Linked DNA regions of Homo sapiens: region 1 is linked to region 2. The links are chromatin loops, found by intact Hi-C in ENCODE. Cell type or tissue: heart right ventricle. All regions are shown on one strand. Each heading gives the region's core, and the rest is flanking DNA. Links, peaks and the distances in the headings are about the cores only.

What was found. Hi-C counts contacts between places; a loop is a spot of excess contacts. Peaks named below come from ENCODE experiments on the same cell type or tissue, not always from the same donor. Only the 100,000 strongest peaks of a DNase experiment are listed, where the experiment ranks them.
Region 1: a loop joins it to region 2, with 2.1 times the contacts of the local background. A loop is called at or near these places in 14 of 110 quality-filtered maps.

The regions. Positions count from the first base shown.
Region 1 is chr19:12,796,986-12,808,826 of GRCh38, reverse strand. THSD8 (thrombospondin type 1 domain containing 8) reads right to left here and starts at 6,758. Exons shown (of 2, transcript NM_001386800.1): 1 at 6,608-6,758; 2 at 4,438-4,723. The coding sequence starts at 6,755. The coding sequence ends at 4,524. It overlaps RNASEH2A (ribonuclease H2 subunit A), which reads right to left and starts at 2,243. Exons shown (of 8, transcript NM_006397.3): 1 at 2,027-2,243; 2 at 1,748-1,819; 3 at 1,498-1,621; 4 at 1,321-1,408. The coding sequence starts at 2,153. It overlaps PRDX2 (peroxiredoxin 2), which reads left to right and starts at 7,027. Exons shown (of 6, transcript NM_005809.6): 1 at 7,027-7,087; 2 at 7,557-7,668; 3 at 7,758-7,911; 4 at 8,528-8,650; 5 at 8,838-8,968; 6 at 11,661-11,841. The coding sequence starts at 7,566. The coding sequence ends at 11,746. RefSeq lists enhancers at 2,140-2,189, 2,390-2,519, 6,864-7,422, 7,750-7,949, cis regulatory regions at 1,964-2,996, 6,667-7,216 and silencers at 6,680-7,069, 7,079-7,264. In heart right ventricle, for the core only: no CTCF peak of the experiment used is centred there; DNase peaks (open chromatin) are centred at 2,286 and 2,623; H3K4me3 peaks cover 1,394 bases; H3K27ac peaks cover 964 bases.
Region 2 is chr19:12,700,049-12,707,027 of GRCh38, reverse strand. TNPO2 (transportin 2) reads left to right here. Exons shown (of 26, transcript NM_001382241.1): 14 at 233-458; 15 at 661-832; 16 at 1,260-1,346; 17 at 1,429-1,536; 18 at 1,630-1,788; 19 at 3,227-3,314; 20 at 3,502-3,600; 21 at 4,110-4,205; 22 at 4,851-4,956; 23 at 5,177-5,276; 24 at 5,356-5,430; 25 at 5,575-5,702; 26 at 5,785-6,979. The coding sequence ends at 5,682. SNORD135 (small nucleolar RNA, C/D box 135) reads left to right here and starts at 3,357; the gene lies at 3,357-3,431. It overlaps SNORD41 (small nucleolar RNA, C/D box 41), which reads left to right and starts at 510; the gene lies at 510-579. RefSeq lists enhancers at 2,975-3,583, 3,584-4,193, 4,804-5,413, 4,691-5,890. In heart right ventricle, for the core only: no CTCF peak of the experiment used is centred there; no DNase peak of the experiment used is centred there.

The DNA.
Region 1 (11,841 bases), core at 258-5,257, 100 kb before region 2:
CGTGAGCCACCATACCCAGCATACAATTCCTACGTCAAGGTTATTTTGCCTTGTTATTCTCTCAGAACGGTCCATTCTTTCATTGAGAGCATTCGAGGCAATGCTGATTTATGTTTTTCTCTGGTAATTTAATGTAATTCTGCCCCACTCGACTGTGAATTTTCCTGATTTAATTTCCACTGTGATCGGAAAACTAAATGTCGAGATGTGCATTTCAAAAAGACTACCTTCTGTTGCTGCTTGGGGAACAGATTGGAGGGGATAGGAGGGTGAGGGACGAGAGACGACACTCAGCAGGTGTCCAGGGAGTGGGGGGTGTCCTGGGCTAGGACAGAGGTGACAGGTAGACAATGTAGGATTTGTTCTGGAGACTGAGCCTTTAGGATGAGGGAGAGATTAGATGGAGACGGGACTAGGGGCTACACTGTGGTCGTCAGTGTGGCACACATTTAGGGCAGAAACAGGAGCACGAAATCAACAGTAGCAATGAATATGCCCGAGGCACTCCAGACGTATCTGATGCTGAATCTGCACACTGCACATTTTTGCCCACATTTATTTTTTATTTTATTTTTATTTTTATTTTTCGCTCTGTCCCCCAGGCTGGAGTGCAATGGCGCGATCTCACCTCACTGCAACCTCCGCCTCCCGGGTTCGAGCAATTCTTCTGCCTCGGCCTCACCAATAGGTGGGATTACAGGCACCCGCCACCATGCTGGGCTAATTTTTTGTATTTTCAGTAGAGATGAGGTTTCACCATGTTGGCCAGGATGGTCTTCAACTCCTGACCTCAGGTGATCTGCCTGCCTCAGCCTCCTGAAACGCTGGGATTACAGCCGTGAGCCACTGCGCCTGGTCTCCCATTTTTAGTTTATTTTTTATTTTTTATTTTTTTGAGACAGGGTCTTGCTCTGTTGCCCGGGTTGGAGTGCAATGGCACAATCTTGGCTCACTGCAACTTCTGCCTCCTGGGTTCAAGCGATTCTCCTGTCTCAGCCTCCTGAGTAGCTAGGATTACAGGCGCCTGCCACCACGTCCAGCTAATTTTTGTATTTTTAGTAGAGACGGGGTTTCACCATGTTGGTCAGGCTGGTCTCGAACTCTTGACCTCCGGTGATCTACCCGCCGCGGCTTCCCAAAGTGCTGCGATTATAGGCGTGAGCCACTGCGCCCTGCCTCCATTTTTGAGTTGGGGGGCTTCCTTTGTCACCCAGGATGGAGTGCTGTGGCATGATCATGGCTCACTGCAGTCTCGAACTCCTGTTTTGTCCCCATTTTATCCTGAGATGACCAAATGGGGACAACTTACAGTTAACTCACCTGGGTGACGTTCACGCCCTGGTCCAATGCATACTGTATAAGCCCAGTGGCTGTATCATGTGACAGGGAGTTCAGGTTGTATTTGACCCTGTGGTGGGGAACAGAGCCCAGTTAATCTCATTCTAGGAACAAAGCTTGGTCAGCCCATGCTGGCTGCCCCTCCCGGGGACCCCTCACCGCCCAAGCATGCTGGTAGAGATGAGGTTTGGAGACAGCACATCCAGCGCCCAGCCGACAAAGTCCGTGTCCTCCATTTTCGCAAACAGCCTTTCCCGCTCGCTCTCCAATAGGGTCTTTGAGTCTGGGAGGAGGTTTGGAAGAGAAGGGGAACAGCTGGTTCTCCCAGTTCCTGCCCTCCCCTTTCAGTTCTCACCTGCCCCTGCACATACCCAGGAATCCCTTCCCCAGACGCACACCTCGGGCTCACCTGCCACTTTCAGCGCCTCCAGATCTGCCAGGCGAGGCAGGGGACAATAACAGATGGCGTAGACCATGGGGCCTGGGGAGAAGGGGTGTCAGTTTTCTGGCAGCCGGGGTCCAATCACTGAGCCCGTGAAAGTTGCCATTCATCCCTGTTCTATCATCACTGCTTCTTTAGGTGCCATCACCACGACCACATCCCCTCCCTTGGTGCAGTGCAATCCCGACTCCCGTTTCCCGCATCCTCCGTACCACGCCCCTCCCCTCCCTGGCCCTAGGGGCGCACCCAGCACGGGGCCCCTGCCCGCCTCATCGACGCCCAGGACGCAAGGCTCCTTGCGGCACACCGCGGGCACAGGCGAACTCAGGCGACAGCGGCCTGTATTGTCTCTCTCCAGCTCGCTGAGATCCATGCCGCCTCAGCCGCCACCACCAGCTGCAAGAACTAATACTGCAGGAGCGGGTCTCGGCGCGCGTTTTCCGCGGGCCTCGAAGCGGCGCCTGCTTCCGGCCAATCCGCGGGCAGAACACGCCCCTGGCGCTCCCGCCGCCGTGGACGCTTACGCAGCCGACGCCGACGTCGCTGCCGTGCGCCCTCCTGGGAATTGTAGTCCCGAAGGGCTATGGCCGAACACTCAGCTTGGGGAATTCGGTGGACGGGGTCACTTTGCAAGCTCTGCTTCACGGTCTCTGGGGCCCCGCCTGCGTGGCCCGGTGGGAAGAGGGGGAAATAAGAGGGAAACTGAGACGTAGCTTCGAAGACCCAGCCTAACGGGGAACTAGAGAGTCAAATATCACCCCACTCCCAGGACACGGGTCACCGCATCACTGGGTCCCCAACTGCCACTTGGATTCAGGCCCTGTACTTGCGGTCCCTGCTTCTGTACACATTCTAAGTCCCCTGGACCAGGTAGCCCCGCTTCCACTAAACCCAGGCTTTTGGATTTGGAGTCCCCAAACTCCCTCTCTTGGTTGCTCCCTTCGGCCCACCTCCACTCCGTGCAAGATCTGTGCTTCCTAACCTCTGTCTCATTCAGGCCAAGCCTTCCCCACCCCCGTTGGAGATCACAGACCTCGGTGGACTCCTGCTCAGGGTCTCTGCTCCCTATAGAAGCTCATTCCTCCCAACTTAGAATGAATGTCCCCACCCCCACCCCTCGACCCACTTTTTTTTTTTCTTTTTTTTTTTTTTGAGACAGAGTCTCGCTCTTGTCGCCCAGGCTGGAGTGCAATGGCGCCATCTCCGCTCACTGCAAGCTCCGCGTCCCGGGTTCACGCCATTCTCCTGCCTCAGTCTCCCGAATAGCTGGGACTACAGGCGCCCGCCACCACACCCGGCTAATTTTTTGTACTTTTTAGTAGAGATGGGGTTTCACCGTGTTAGCCAGGTTGGTCTCGATTTCCTGACCTTGTGATCCGCCCGCCTCGGCCTCCCAAAGTGTTGGGATTGCAGGCGTGAGCCACCGCACCCGGCCTTCTTTTTTTTTTAGACAGGGTCTCTCTCTGTTGTCCAGGCTGGAGTGCAGTGGCGCGATCTTGGCTCACTGCAACCTCCACCTCCTGGGCTGACGCGATCCTCCCACCTCAGTCTCCCAAGCAGCTGGACTACAGGTGCACACCACACCACCATGCCCGACTATTTTTGGTATTTTTTGTAGAGACGGGGTCTCATTATGTTGCCCAGGCTGGCTTCAAACTCCTGGGCTCAAGCGATCCGGTCGCCTCAGCCTCCCAAAGTGTTGGGATTACAAGCCTGAGCCAGCCACAGTGCCTGGCATCCACCACTTCTATTCCCTGGGCTCACTGGGGCTCATGTCCTCTGCCTGTGGGTTCCCGCCCCTTACCAGGCTCATGCCCCTTCCTCAGGGTCCTAGTTCATTGTCTCTTTATCTCCTTTTACTCCTCTTCGCCTCCCCCTCCACTTTTTTTTTTTTTTTTTTTTTTTTTTTTTTTTTGAGACAGGATGTTACTCTGTTGCCCAGGCTGGATAGCAGTGTAGCGATCTCGGCTTATTGTAACCTTTGCCTCCCAGGCTCAAGCGATCCTTCCTCCCCATCGTACCGAGTAGCTGGGACCACAGGCATGTGCCGCCACGCTCATCTAACTTAAATGTTTTTGTTTGTTTGTTTGTTTGGTTGGTTTTTTTTGAGACAGAGTCTCGCTCTGTCGCCCAGGCTGGAGTGCAGTGGCGCGATCTCGGCTCACTGCAGGCTCCGCCTCCCGGGTTCATGCCATTCTCCTGCCTCAGCCTCCCGAGTAGCTGGGACTACAGGCGCCCGCCACCGCGCCCAGCTAATTTTTTATATTTTTAGTAGAGACGGGGTTTCACCGTTTTAGCCAGGATGGTCTCGATCTCCTGACCTTGTGATCCGCCTGCCTTGGCCTCCCAAAGTGCTGGGATTGCGGGCGTGAGCCACCGCGCCCGGCCTAATTTTAAAAATTTTTATGGAGAGGTGATCTCAACGATATTGCCCAGACTAATCTTGAACTCCAGGACTCAAGAGATCCGCCTGCCTCGGCCTCCCAAAATGCTGGAATTACAGGCGTGAGCCCCGGCGCCCGGCGCCCCCTCCACTTTTCTCCTTTTCTCCCTAGATATCAGCGGGGCTCACGGCTCCTGACTCAGCTTCCCCCTAACCAAATCAGCCTCAAGTCACTCAAGACTTGGAGCCCCAGTTCTCCCTTCCTCAAACTCGCTTCATACCCGCCCCGCACCGCACATCCTCCCTCCGCGCCCACCCTGGGCCCCGCAACTTGCCCCGGCCCTGCTCTCTCACCCGGGCTCAGAGCCTCCAGTCGCAGTCGAAGGGCTTGCAGGATGGACAATCCCGTTGCCGGCAGGGCCGTAACTGGATCAGCTTCTCCGGGTCCATGAAAACCGGGCCCGGCGCTGTGCCCACTACCTCGCGGCTGCGCTCCTGCTTGCCCAGGTCGCAGAGACACCGCCACTTTCCCCACGGGCCAAGGATTGAGTCCTCGACTTCTAGAGAAGGAGGGCAGAGGTGAAGACCTACGTGGAGGGGGCCTACTCCCAATCCCCTCCCCCAGAGAGGGAGAAAGATAAAGATACTAACGAATAAGAGAAGCACATATTCGCTAGACTCTGCTTCTATGCCAGACACCCTGCCACAGATTATCTCATTTAAGCTTTTTTTTTTTTTTTTTTTTTTTTTTTGAGACAGGGTCTCGCTCTGTCGCCCAGGCTGGAGTGCAGTGGCGCAGTCACAGCTCACTGCAGCCTCAACCTCCTGGGCTCAAGCAATCCTCCTACCTCGGCCTACCAAGTAGCTGGGACTACAGGCACATGCCACTGTGCCTGGCTAATTTTTTGTATTTTTTGCAGAGACGGTGTTTCACCATGTTGCCCAGGCTGGTCTGGAACTCCTGGGCTCAAGTGATACTCCCATCTCAGCCTCCCAAAGTGCTGGGATTACAGGTGTGAGCCAGCCACCATGCCTGGCCTCATTTAATATTTCCACGAGTCTCAGGTGGGGAAACCAAGACCCAGAGACAGCAAGCCAACCTTCCAAGCTCATATACGGGGTAAGTGGGCCAGAGGAACTACAACCTGACACTTCCAGGCTGTGCCAGCCTGCCCAGTTGTGAGTGTCCTACAACATCCTTGGTGCCCGCCATTTGAAGCTGACTTCTGTCTTCAGGGGTGTGACCATGGCCCTACCTAGAAGGCACAATGCCACCTGACAGCAGGGTTGTCAAGTGATAAATGGCATAATTGACATAATGAAGGTAAGTAAATCTCCCGGTGCTGTGCTAGCATATACAAACCAATTTATTATGATCAGTTTGTTTATTTATTTAATTTATTTATTTTGAGACAAGATCTTGCTCTGTTACCCAGGTTGGAATGCAAGGGCATAATCATGGCTCACTGCAGCTTCAAACTCCTTGGCACAAATGGTCCTCCTGTATCAGCCTCTTGAGTAGCTGGGACTACAGGCGCATGCCACCATGGCAGGCTAATTTATTTTTTATTTTTATTTATTTATTTATTTTTGTAGAGTAGGGGGTCTCTCCATGTTGCCCAGGCTGGTCTTGAATTCCTGGGCTCAAGCAGTCCTCCCGCCTCGGCCTCCCAAAGTGCTGGGCCATCAAGTCAGGCTAATTTTAAAATATTTTTTGTAGAGATGGAGTCTTGCTGTGTGGGCCAGGCTGGTCTGGTCTCCGAGACCAAGGGATCCTCCCACCTCAGCCTCCCAAAGTGCTAGGATTATAGGCGTGAGCTACCGCGCCGGCCACTGTGATCACTTTAAAGGGCTCTTTACTGAATCTGCCCCTTTCCCCTATGAGACAGATCTTATCCCAACTCCGATCTTATCCCAACTCACCGCTCACCAAGGTCTGACACCTCCTACCCTCCCACACCCATGTCTCTGCCACACCTCACCGACCTCTTTCCATTTCTCCTTCAGGACTTTTCACCTTGGCATTTGCTATTCCCTCTTCCTTGGACATTCTTTCCCCAAATCTTTCCATATGGGACTTTCGCTTGTCGTTCTCGCTGCACTGGTCACGGGTCTTCTGCAATCGGACCCTCTCTGATTTCCCAAGCTTGCCCGCCCCCTTCTTTCTCTGTCTCTGCCCTTCCTGGCACCTATCCCCGAGTGACAGCTTCAGTGTCCTGCCCACACCCTCTCTTCCCCTGGGAGCTGCTTTAAAGCAGTATCTATTTCAATATATCCAAGAGTAAACCGAGCCTTAGAGAAAAGTAACCAGCCCAAGGGGACGCCTCCAGTGCGGAGCTGGGTGGAGATTTGCAGCCCGCCGAGGAAGGTCCCTTTGCAGCCAGCAGGAGAAGTAGGGCAACGGGGAGCCTTTGGGCATCGTCATCCCCGCCGCCTGAGGTTACCCTTTAGATGCTGCAGCCTCAGCTGCTCCCAGCTGTCACCTTCGCCCTGCTGCCCTAAGTACTGATAGTCCTGGTAGACCAGGGCAGGGGTCGCCAGCTGCAGGAGTAGCAGAGGCGCCAGCAGCAGCGCCCCCGGGGTCCGCGCCATGCTGGACTCCAACGGCCCCCAACGCGCTCCCAGGCGGAGTCGTGCGCGGAGTCTGCGGCGGGCGCATTACCCACGCGGGCAGGTGCAGTGGTCCCGGCCGAAGGCAACGCGTCTCCCCCCGCCGCCCGCAGGCGCATGGACCCGGCCGCACGCTCCCCCGCACCTGCGGGCGCAGTGGACCCGACCGCTCCGCTCGTCCGCTCCCTCCCCCGCGCCGTGCACGTCTTGGTTCGGGCCGGGCATAAAAGGCTTCGCGGCCCAGGGCTCACTTGGCGCTGAGAACGCGGGTCCACGCGTGTGATCGTCCGTGCGTCTAGCCTTTGCCCACGCAGGTATGAACACCCGGAGTGCACCTGGCGGGAGGACCCCCTTCAGGCTGCTTTGGCCCGATCCTGACTTTAGTGCTGGCCGCCTTTGCTTTCCATCCGCTATAGTGGCCTCCTTTGTCCTTGCGGGGGAAACCGAGGCCACAGCCTTGCAGCGCAGGCCTGATCGCCCGACTTCCCGCCCCCTGCTCGTGCGGGCCTCACTGTCTCCTTCTGGGCTGGGGGCTTGCGACACCGCCCTCCGGCCGACTCGCTCGTGGGGTGCTGGTGGCAGTGGCTGGGTCACTCGTGCTCTGGTCAGGAGAGCGGGTCTCCGGCAGCCTCCGGGCCTCGTAGACCGGGTACCCGGGAGGGTGAGGGTTAGTGCTGTCGCCTCCGCCGTGCTGACTCAGTCATAGGGCCCAGCACGCAGCGCGACCTTGGGTTGGGAGGACAAAGTGTCTTCCCGGGCGCACTGACCGGGCGGGGGTCTCAGCTTTCAGTCATGGCCTCCGGTAACGCGCGCATCGGAAAGCCAGCCCCTGACTTCAAGGCCACAGCGGTGGTTGATGGCGCCTTCAAAGAGGTGAAGCTGTCGGACTACAAAGGTGAGCGCCGCCCGGAGGGGGCCCAGGTAGAAGCGGGGCCGTGCATGAGAGAAGCTGGGCCCTAACTCCTCTGTGTCCCTCCTCCCCAGGGAAGTACGTGGTCCTCTTTTTCTACCCTCTGGACTTCACTTTTGTGTGCCCCACCGAGATCATCGCGTTCAGCAACCGTGCAGAGGACTTCCGCAAGCTGGGCTGTGAAGTGCTGGGCGTCTCGGTGGACTCTCAGTTCACCCACCTGGCTTGGTATGAGCAGGGGCCAAAGAGGGAGGTTGCAGCTAAGCTCACACCCTCAGGTCCTAGCAGTGTGGCTTCGTGGCCATTGCTCAACCTCTGGAACCTGCGTTTCCCCATCGTGAAAATAATGGAAACATTGCCGCCCAAGTCTTTAAGGATGATGACAGTAATTAGCATTTGACAACTAGTTGCCTGGTATATAGAGTTGCAGATGCAACTCAGATGCAACTCTATCTACTCTATGTACTTAGTTCCCAGGAGGGAGGCTGTGCTGCCCTATTTCATGAAGATGGAAACTCCAGTTCACCGAAGTGAAGGGCTGTACCCCATGACACAGCTAGAGGAGGATGGGGACTCTTAACACAGGCTCTCTGCTGGGTGATGCTGCAAGTTACAAGTACATGTGAAGCCACTTAGCTGGAGCTGTGCCTCTCAAACTCAGTCTTCCCAGCCATGGGGATACAGTCCTTGCACCCAACCCAGGGTGGGGTGGGTGAGGCTCCCAGCGGCCTACTCTAAAGCCCCTTATCTCCGGCCTCCAGTGCTTATCACATTGGGCCCACAGGGTGAGGACCCTGCTGTGCCAGGCATCCTGAGGCCCCAACTCTGTCTCCCCTACTCCCAGGATCAACACCCCCCGGAAAGAGGGAGGCTTGGGCCCCCTGAACATCCCCCTGCTTGCTGACGTGACCAGACGCTTGTCTGAGGATTACGGCGTGCTGAAAACAGATGAGGGCATTGCCTACAGGTACTGTGGGACCCTCAGCCCGGCTCAGGGAGCGCCCTGCCCCCCATTCCTGTGATGCTGGGACCACTCCTGTACAATGTCTTCTCTGCCCCCAGCCCTGTGGCTAGCAGCGGGTGGTTGGTAGTCCCTTCCTTGTCTCTGGCAGTGGGAGCTATCAGCTCCTCACTGGGAACCCTGATGTCTTCAGGGGCCTCTTTATCATCGATGGCAAGGGTGTCCTTCGCCAGATCACTGTTAATGATTTGCCTGTGGGACGCTCCGTGGATGAGGCTCTGCGGCTGGTCCAGGCCTTCCAGTACACAGACGAGCATGGGGAAGGTGAGCAGATACACACATGACACATGGGTACATACTGAGCGCCTCCGTCACTCATGCAAACATTCACTGCCTGTCCTCTTACCTGTCCAGATGGGTGTTAGGGCCCCAAAGAAGATTCAGCTCAGGGCTTTGTCTGCAGGATGTTTCTAATGTGGTAGGAGACAAATAACGCCTGACATTCAACCAAGGTGGACAAAGGGGCCGGGCTCAGTGGCTCACGGTTGTATTGCCAGCACTTTGGGAAGCTGTGGCAGGTGGATCACCTGAGGTCAGGAGTTCGAGACCAGCCTGACCAACATGGTGAAACCCCGTCTCTACGAAGAACACAAAAAATTAGCTGGCCGTGGTGGTGCACACTTGTAATCCCAGCTACTTGAGAGACTGAGGCAGGAGTTCGCTTGAACCCAGGAGGCAGAGGTTGCAGTGAGCTGAGATCGCACCGTTGTACTCCAGCTTGGGCAACAGAGCAAAACTCAGTCTCAAAAAAAAAAAAAATTAGCTTGGTTTGTGAAGCATGCCTATAGTCCCAGCTACTCAAGAGGCTGAGGCTGGAGGATCACTTGAGCCTGGGAGGTCAAGGCTGCAGTAAGCTGTGATCGCACCACTGCACTCCAGCCTGGGTGACACAGCAAGACCCTGTCTCAAAAAAACAAACAAACAGGCCGAGCGCGGTGGCTCACGCCTGTAATCCCAGCACTTTGGGAGGCCGAGGCGGGCAGATCATGAGGTCAGGAGTTTGAGACCAGCCTGGCCAACATAGTGAAACCGCGTCTCTGCTAAAAATACAAAAAAATTAGCTGGGTGCGGTGGCAGGTGCCTGTAATCCCAGCTACTTGGGAGGCTGAGGCAGGAGACTCCCTTGAACCCGGGAGGAGGTTGCAGTAAGCCGAGATCACACCACTGCACTCCAGCCTGGGCGCCAGTGTGAGACTCCATCTCAAAAACAACAACAACAAAAAAACCTGTAGGGGTGGGGCAGAGGGACAAAGATGGGACTAAAGGAGCCAAAAAGACAGGAAGATGCTGTGTCTCATGCCTGTAGATGCTGTGTCTCATGCCTGTAGTTCCACCTACTCTGGAGAGTGAGGCAGAAGATTGCTTAGGCCCAGGAATTTGAGTCGAGCCTAGGCAACATAGCAATACCCCATCTCTTTTTTTTTTTTTTTAAGAGATGGGGTATTGGTTAAAAAAAAAAAAAAAAAAAAAGAGGCCAGATGCAGTGGCTCACACCTGTAATCCCAGCATTTTGGGAGGCCTAGGTGGGTGGATCACCTGAGGTCGGGAGTTCGAGACAAGCTTGACCGACATGGAGAAACCCAGTCTCTACTAAAAATACAAAATTAGCCCAGCCTGGTGGTGCATGCCTGTAATCCCAGCTACTTGGGAGGCTGAGGCAAGAGAATCGTTTGAAGCTGAGAGGCGGAGGTTGCAGTGAGCTGAGATCGTGCCATTGCACTCCAGCCTGGGCAACGAGTGAAGCGAAACTCCGTCTCAAAAAATAAAAAAAAAAAAGAGGCCGGGCACGGTGGCTCATGCCTGTAATCCCACCACTTTGGGAGGCTGAGGCGGGCGGATCAAGAGGTCAGGAGATCGAGACCATCCTAGCTAACGCGGTGAAACCCTGTCTCTACTAAAAATACAAAAAAATTAGTCGGGCGTGGTGGCGGGCGCCTGTAGTCCCAGCTACTCTGGCGGCTGAGGTAGGAGAATGGCGTGAACCTGGGAGGCGGAGCTTGCAGTGAGCAGAGATCGTGCCACTGCACTCCAGCCTGGGCAACAGAGCAAGACTCCATCTTAAAAAAAAAGAAAAGAAAAAAAGAAGAAAAAGGAGAGCTGGGTGGCAAAAAGAAATTGAAGAATTAAGAGTAGGAAAAACACCAGCTAGAAAATACTGAACTTGGCCAGGTGTAGTGGCTCACGCCTGTAATCCTAGCATTTTGGGAGGCCAAGGTGGGTGGATCACCTGAAGTCAGGAGTTCGAGATCAGCCTGACCAATATGGTGAAACCCTGTCTCTGCTAAAAGTACCAAAAAATTAGCAGGGTGTGGTGGCGGGCACTTGTAGTCCCAGCTACTCAGGAGGCTAAGGCAGGAGAATCACTTGAACGCGGGAGGCAGAGGTTGCAATGAGCCGAGATCACGCCATTGCACTCCAGCCTGGGCAACAGAGGAGGACTCTGTCTCAAAAAAAAAAAAAAAAAAAGAAAGAAAGAAAAAAGAAGAAAAGAAAAAGAGAAAATACTGAACTTGGCTAGGCATGGTGGCTCACACCTGTAATCCCAGCACTTTGGGAGGCCAAGACGGGCAGATGACTTGAGGTCAGGAGTTCGAGACAAGCGTGACTAACATGGTCTCTACCAAAAATACAAAAATTAGCCAGGCGTGGTGGTGCACCTCTGTAATTCCAGCTAGGGAGTCTGGGGCATGAGAATCGCTTGAACCCAGGAGGGAGAGGTTGCATGAGCTCAGATCATGCTACTGTACTTCAGCCTGGGCAACAGAGCAAGACTCTGTCTGAAAAAAAAAAAAAAGAAAAAATACTGAACTGGGCTTGGAGGGTTTATCTTAATATCCACATTCCTGGGCCTGGACCACTTGCTTCCAGCATTTTCTTCTGCAACACAGGCCCTTGCTTTGCTTCACCTTGAACCTGGGGCTGTAGCCTTCATGTGCATCCTTGTGTCTTCCCACAGTTTGTCCCGCTGGCTGGAAGCCTGGCAGTGACACGATTAAGCCCAACGTGGATGACAGCAAGGAATATTTCTCCAAACACAATTAGGCTGGCTAACGGATAGTGAGCTTGTGCCCCTGCCTAGGTGCCTGTGCTGGGTGTCCACCTGTGCCCCCACCTGGGTGCCCTATGCTGACCCAGGA
Region 2 (6,979 bases), core at 1-5,000:
GACTCTGCCTCAAAAAAAAATAAAGATAACCCGGGGCTTTGGGATGAGAGGCTTCTGTTGTTTCCCCTCCTGTGCCTGCCTTTACCTGGCTCTGTGAAATGAGTCTGGGCCAGTGATTTAAACTCTAAGCCTCAGTTTCCCTATATGTTGTGTGCGGCTGACTCTTCTCTCCATACGGTGGGTGTGGCTGGGCCCAATCAAACTGCCCCCTCTTGGTTCCCTTTCCTTGTAGGCTGCATGCAGGGCATGGTGCCCTACCTGCCTGAGCTGATCCCGCACCTGATCCAGTGCCTGTCGGATAAGAAGGCCTTGGTCCGCTCCATCGCCTGCTGGACGCTGAGCCGCTATGCCCACTGGGTGGTCAGCCAGCCACCCGACATGCACCTCAAGCCCCTGATGACAGAGCTGCTCAAACGCATCCTGGATGGCAACAAGAGGGTACAGGAGGCGGCCTGCAGGTGACCCTGGACCCCTGATCCCACAGCCCCCACTCTCCCCCGGCCACCCTCTGGGAAGTGATGACACCTGTGACTGTTGATGTGGAACTGATTTATCGCGTATTCGTACTGGCTGATCCTGAGTTGCCCTCCCCAACTGCCCATGGCCCAGTGTCACCTGCCATGGTCCACTGAGCCCCCGCTTCATCCTCCCTCCCACCAGTGCTTTTGCCACCCTGGAGGAAGAGGCCTGCACGGAGCTGGTGCCCTACCTCAGCTACATCCTGGACACCCTTGTCTTTGCCTTTGGGAAATACCAGCACAAGAACCTGCTCATCCTCTATGACGCCATTGGCACCCTGGCCGACTCTGTAGGCCACCACCTCAACCAGCCGGTGAGACCCCAGAGCGGCTCCCGCCTCCCGATCCCCGTGCCCCTGGGCATCCAGTGACCTGGTGGCAACCCCGTGTTGCACGCCAGGGACGTGGCCGTGACCTCGACAGGCAGACAGACAGACCCGGCCCCGCCCTCGCCCTGCTCCCAGTCTAGTGGGGGAGAAAGACAGTTATGAGACAGCGTGGTAAGTGCTGTGCTTCGGGAACCAGGAGGTGGTAACCCAGGCTCCCGGGGGGTGGGGTGGGGCGGGCGGTGCTTGGACAGGTGAGAAGAATGAAGGCCTCGAGGTCTGGCCAGATGGCAGGCCTTTCAGGGTCCCATGAGCCACGGTGAGGCGCTCAGGCCTCATCACTCGGGCAACAGGTACCTGAGTCACAGTCTGCCACCCCGACCCAGGGAGCGCCCATTTCGTGCTCCCTCTCCAGGAATACATCCAGAAGCTGATGCCCCCACTGATCCAGAAGTGGAATGAGCTCAAGGACGAAGACAAGGACCTCTTCCCCCTGCTGGAGGTGAGTGGGCTCCTGCCCCTCACCCGAAACCCATCCTGCCCACCCTGCCTGAGTTCTCCCCACCTGCCTTCCTCCCTGCCAGTGTCTGTCATCGGTGGCCACCGCCCTGCAGAGTGGCTTCCTGCCTTACTGTGAGCCCGTCTACCAGCGCTGTGTCACCCTGGTGCAGAAGACACTGGCTCAGGCCATGGTGAGCAACCCTAGGCCCGTCACCTGTGCTTCTGCATTGGCCTGCCTCGGGCCTGCTCCACTTACCCGTGCCCCTGTCGGCATCTGTGTCTAGATGTACACCCAGCACCCTGAGCAGTATGAGGCTCCCGACAAGGACTTCATGATCGTAGCACTGGATCTGCTCAGCGGCCTGGCCGAGGGCCTGGGTGGTCACGTGGAGCAGCTGGTGGCCCGCAGCAACATCATGACATTGCTGTTCCAGTGCATGCAGGTGGGTGGGGACCCTGGACAGTGATGACACCCAGCAGCCTGCGTGGGCTGCCCCTGGTGGGGAGTCAGGGCCTGGTTGTGCCCAAAGGAAATCAGGGAAAAGGTGCTGTTCTAATTATTTTAAAGAGTAATCCTGGAGGCCGAGGCAGGATTGCTTGAGCCCAGGAGTTTGAGACCAGCCTGGGCAACATAGTGAAACCCCAGTTCTAAAATTAAAAAAAAAAATTTTTTTTAAAGCAAACAGTATTGAAAATAGAAAATGTGAGGCCAGGTGCTCACGCCTATAATCCAGCACTTTGGGAGGCTGTGGCAGGTGAATCACTTGAGGTCAGGAGTTTGAGAGCAGCTTGGCCAACACGGTGAAATCCTGTCTCTACGAAAAATACAAAAATTAGCCAGGCATGGTGGTAGGCGCCTGTAATCCCAGCTACTTGGAAGGCTGAGGCAGGAGAATTGCTTGAACCCAGGAGGCAGAGGTTGCAGTGAGCTGAGATCATGCCACTGCACTCCAGCCTGGGCAATAAACTGAGACTCTGTCTTCAAAAAAAAAGAAAGAAAAGAAAATAGAAAATGTGAAAGCCCAAGTCCCTGCCCCAGCACAGTTGGCTCTCTGTATCTGTGGGTTCTACATCCCAAGATTCAAGTAACCTCAGATTGAAAATACTCAGAGGAAAAATTACATCTGTACTGAACGCATACAGAAGTTTGTTCTTGTTATTATTCCCTAAACAATACAGTATAACAACTATTCCCATACTGTTGACATTGTATTAGATATAAGTGATTTAGAGATGATGCTAAGTGTACAGGAGAATGTGCATAGGTGCATATGCAAACACTATGCCCCCCCCACCGCCCCCCACCTGTTTTTTGAGACAGAGTCTCACTCTGTCACCCAGGCTGGAGTGCAATGGTGTGATCTCGGCTCACTGCAACCTTCACCTCCAGGGTTCAAGCAGTTCTCCTGCCTTAGCCTCTCAAGAAGCTGGGACTACAGGCGTGTCCCACTATGCCTGGCTAATTTTATTGTATTTTTAGTAAAGACAGGGTTTTGCCATGTTGGCCAGGCTGGTCTCAAACTCCTGACCTCAAGTGATCTGCCTGCCTCGGCCTGCCAAAGTGCTGGAGATTACAGGCATGAACCACTGCGCCTGGCCCTAACACTGTGCCACTTTATATCAAGGACTTGCACATCCGTGGATTTTTATATCTGCAGGGACCTGGAAAGAATCCCCCACGGACACTGAGGGATGACCGTTGGGGCACTGCCATCTCCCATTTGCAGATGTGGGCTGGAGGCTAGGGAGGTTAAGGAACAGCTAGGAGCTCTAGAACTGGAAAGTGGCAGAGGCTGGACATGCACCAGGGACTGTGCCCCCTGAGCTGTCCTGGTTAGAAGGAGGGGAGCCTAGCCACACTGATCTTACTTGAATCCCCAGGACTCGATGCCTGAGGTCCGGCAGAGCTCCTTTGCCCTCCTGGGAGACCTCACCAAAGCCTGCTTCATCCATGTCAAGCCCTGTATCGGTACGACACTCGCCTTGTCCCTAACCCATGACCCCAGCCCCGGCCTCAAGTGATGGAGAGCAATACCCGGGGATGACTGTGACCACATTGGGATGTATTCGTACTGTCTGATGGGGCCTGCTGGACTAGGTCCTGCAGCTTACCCTGGCTGGCCCTCCTTCTCAGCACCCCTGTTTCTCCCCACCAGCCGAGTTCATGCCCATTCTGGGCACCAACCTGAACCCAGAGTTCATCTCCGTCTGCAACAACGCCACCTGGGCCATTGGTGAAATCTGCATGCAGATGGGTGAGTGCCCTGCAAGTGGCAACACGCGCCCCCCATTAGCCTGTTCTCAACCTGGGGGCGGGAGCCTAGCTCTGACTGACAGCTTCCTTCAAGGCAAGTCTCTTGGGGGTCGTCAGGGGTGGAGCCAAGCAGAAAGGTCATTTGTGATTGGCTTCTCTAAAGAGGAGGGATAGGAGGGCTGTTCTGATTGGACCGTTTTGTGTAGTTGGCTAAAAGACTCATTCGGATTGGTTGGGTGACTTTGGCTTTTTTTTTCCTTTGACTTGGGCAGCGTGTTGTCACCTTAGCGACTCCAGAGAAGCCTCTGTTGTTTGGAGGGTGTGGGTCTGTCCCTGGTTGGCCAGGGATTCTGGGTGGGGATTAGCCGGAGAAGGTCTTTTGTTTCCTCACTGGTAGTGGTTGGCCAGTCTCTAGTTGGAACTGGGGCGAGTAGTGAGTGAGGTGGGGCGGCCCCCTGGCCCCTGTGGGTGGCGGGGGCTGTGCAGGGCTCTGACTGGGTGCTCCCCCAGGGGCAGAGATGCAGCCTTATGTGCAGATGGTCCTCAACAACCTGGTGGAAATCATTAACCGACCCAACACACCCAAGACACTGCTGGAAAACACAGGTGGGCACCTGGCCCGGCTGCTGCCTGCACCCCTGCCTGCCTTCTGGAGGTGGGGTTCTGGGCTGGGAAGGGCATCAGAAAGAGCCTTGTCAAGGAACCAAGGAGGGTGTCTGGAAGTACCTGGAAGGGGTCACTGGGAGAAGCCCCAAGAAAGATGCAGCCTCAGGCTGGGTGCAGTGGCTCATGCCTGTAATCTCAGCACTTTGGGAGGCAGATCACCTGAAGTCAGGAGTTCGAGACCAGCCTGGCCAACATGGTGAAACCCCATCTCTACTAAAAAATACAAAAATTAGCCGGGGGTAATGGCACGTGCCTGCAATCCCAGCTACTCGGGAGGCTGAGGCAGGTTGCAATGAGCCAAGATCATGCCACTGCACTCCAGCCTGGGCAACAGAGCAAGACTCCATCTCAAAAACAAAACAAAACAAAAAAAAACAAAAAGGAAAGGGAAAGGAAAGAAAGAAAGATAGATGCAGAGAGACCTGGGAAGTGACTCAGGTGTGATGAGGAGGACCCCTGGCTGGGCCAAGCTTGGGGGACCAGGGTGGCTGCAGTAGCCATTCCCTTGGGGCTCATGGGGCGGGGCTTGGTGCCTTGTGCCAGAGGCCCCGCCACGTACCGTCCCGGGGCCGCTCGGGGTTGCAGGTCGCCTGACGAGTCCCTCTGCCATTCCAGCCATCACCATCGGCCGCTTGGGCTACGTGTGCCCCCAGGAGGTGGCACCCATGCTGCAGCAGTTCATCCGGCCTTGGTGTGTGTCCACGTGTCAAGCCTGCTGTGTGGTGGGCGGGACTGGCCCAACCCCCTCCCTCGCCTGTGCATTTCCAGCCCCATCTGCCTACTGACTCCCTGCCCTGCCCCACCCCCACAGATGCATGTCCCAGGCCCACTCACTGATCCCCAGTGACCCAGCCCTCCACAGATGCATGCCCAGCCTGCCCTCTGACCTCCAGCTGCTCACCTTCCCACAGGTGCACGTCCCTCAGGAACATCAGGGACAACGAGGAGAAGGACTCAGCCTTCCGCGGCATCTGCATGATGATCGGTGTCAACCCGGGGGGCGTTGTGCAGGTTGGGGCAGCTGGGCTCTGAGGGCAGGCGCGGGCGCTGGGCTCGGGCGGCCCCTCACCTGGGATCCGTCACGTTTCAGGACTTTATTTTCTTCTGCGATGCTGTAGCCTCCTGGGTGAGCCCGAAGGATGACCTTCGGGACATGTTTTATAAGGTGAGGCTCTGTCTGGGCCCTGATCTAGTTCCGGGAGCAGGCAGGGGTGAGACCATCTGGTAACAATGGGGCCTGGGGATGGGGGAAGAGGCGCACTCCCCTTGTTCTGCCCCTGCCTACCCCTCACCACCACCCTCCCCACAGATTCTCCACGGCTTCAAAGACCAAGTTGGGGAAGATAACTGGCAGCAGTTCTCTGAGCAATTCCCGCCGCTGCTCAAGGAGAGGCTGGCGGCTTTCTATGGGGTCTAGGTGATCATGGAGACTGCCAGGTAAGGAGACTGCAGCTGGCAAGTCAGCACTGTCTTGGGGGCCGAAAGGTCCCAGGCCATGACCTTCCTCCTCCCCCTGCAGGTTTCTGTCTGCGTCGTCGTCGGAGGGATTACTGGGGAGTGCGCTGCATCCGGAAGTCGCTGTGCCCTGGTTGAGGGGGGTTAGGGAGGAGTGAGTGGGACTCAAATCCAGATGCCTTCCCCGTCCGTCCGTCCGTCCGTCCATCCGTCCACTTGCCCTCCTGGCAGGTGGGTGGGGCCACCATGCTCATCCTACAAACGGGGAGGTGGGGGGGACTTCTGGTGGGCAAGGGCCCCTGGGCTCTAATAGGGTCATCTCTGGCAGCCCACTTGGGCCAGCTACGTGGGAGGGAGGAATTACACAGCTGACCGAATCCGGCTTCGGATGAGGTGAGGGAGGAGCAGGTCAGGAGGGGGGCCCTCGTAGGGACGCGTACACTCACACGGACACACATGGCCACACGCATGTGCGGGTGCCATAACCGGCGAGGCTGGGCCAGCCGCTCCACCATTTCCCCGACTGCATGGAGACAGTAGAATTAGTGAACCCCTGAGTTAACCCGTAAGGCCTTCCGTGTAACCTGCATCTAGAGTTTAAGAAGCTTCTGCTGTTTTGCCGGAATTGGCGGTGACTGGGGAGGGCTGGGTGGGTGGGGGGCCTCAGGCGGGATCTCGGGGCGGGGGGAGGAGGATGGTGACCTTGGGAGTCGCCCTGTCAGCACGCACATGCTTGGGACCCACTCCACACACTCCCTGCCAGCTTTGTTGCAGCCTCAGCTGGTGGTGTCTCCGTCCTTATCCTAGCCTAGCTCGCAGGGTGAGAACCACTGGAGTGGCTGGGGCTGGCCAGAGGTCACCGTTTCTCCTTCCTGTGTGCTCCAGTGGCTTTTGAAGACACTGGGTTGGGACCTTTTTCCTGAAGAGAGCTGGGTGTAGCCAGAGCTACTGGCACCTACCCCGAGCATCTCTCTCTGTAAGCAGCTTCAGGGGCAGTCCGTTTCTCTGTGCTTCTGAAACCCCCTTCTCACGTTTCAGGCCCCAGTTTTAACTCAAGGCCTGGGGCAGGGGCGTTTAATTGATGATGACAGAGGACACAGGTTTTTGCCAGCAAAAAGGAAAACCAAGGCTTGGTGGAAGGGAAAGGTGGTGTGTCCCCTGTTCCCTATTCCATCTCCCTGGGACTTCCTGCTCATCATAGTACCCAGTGAGCCCAGAGATCCTACTAGACTGGGTCAGCAATTCTAGAGAACCTTCCG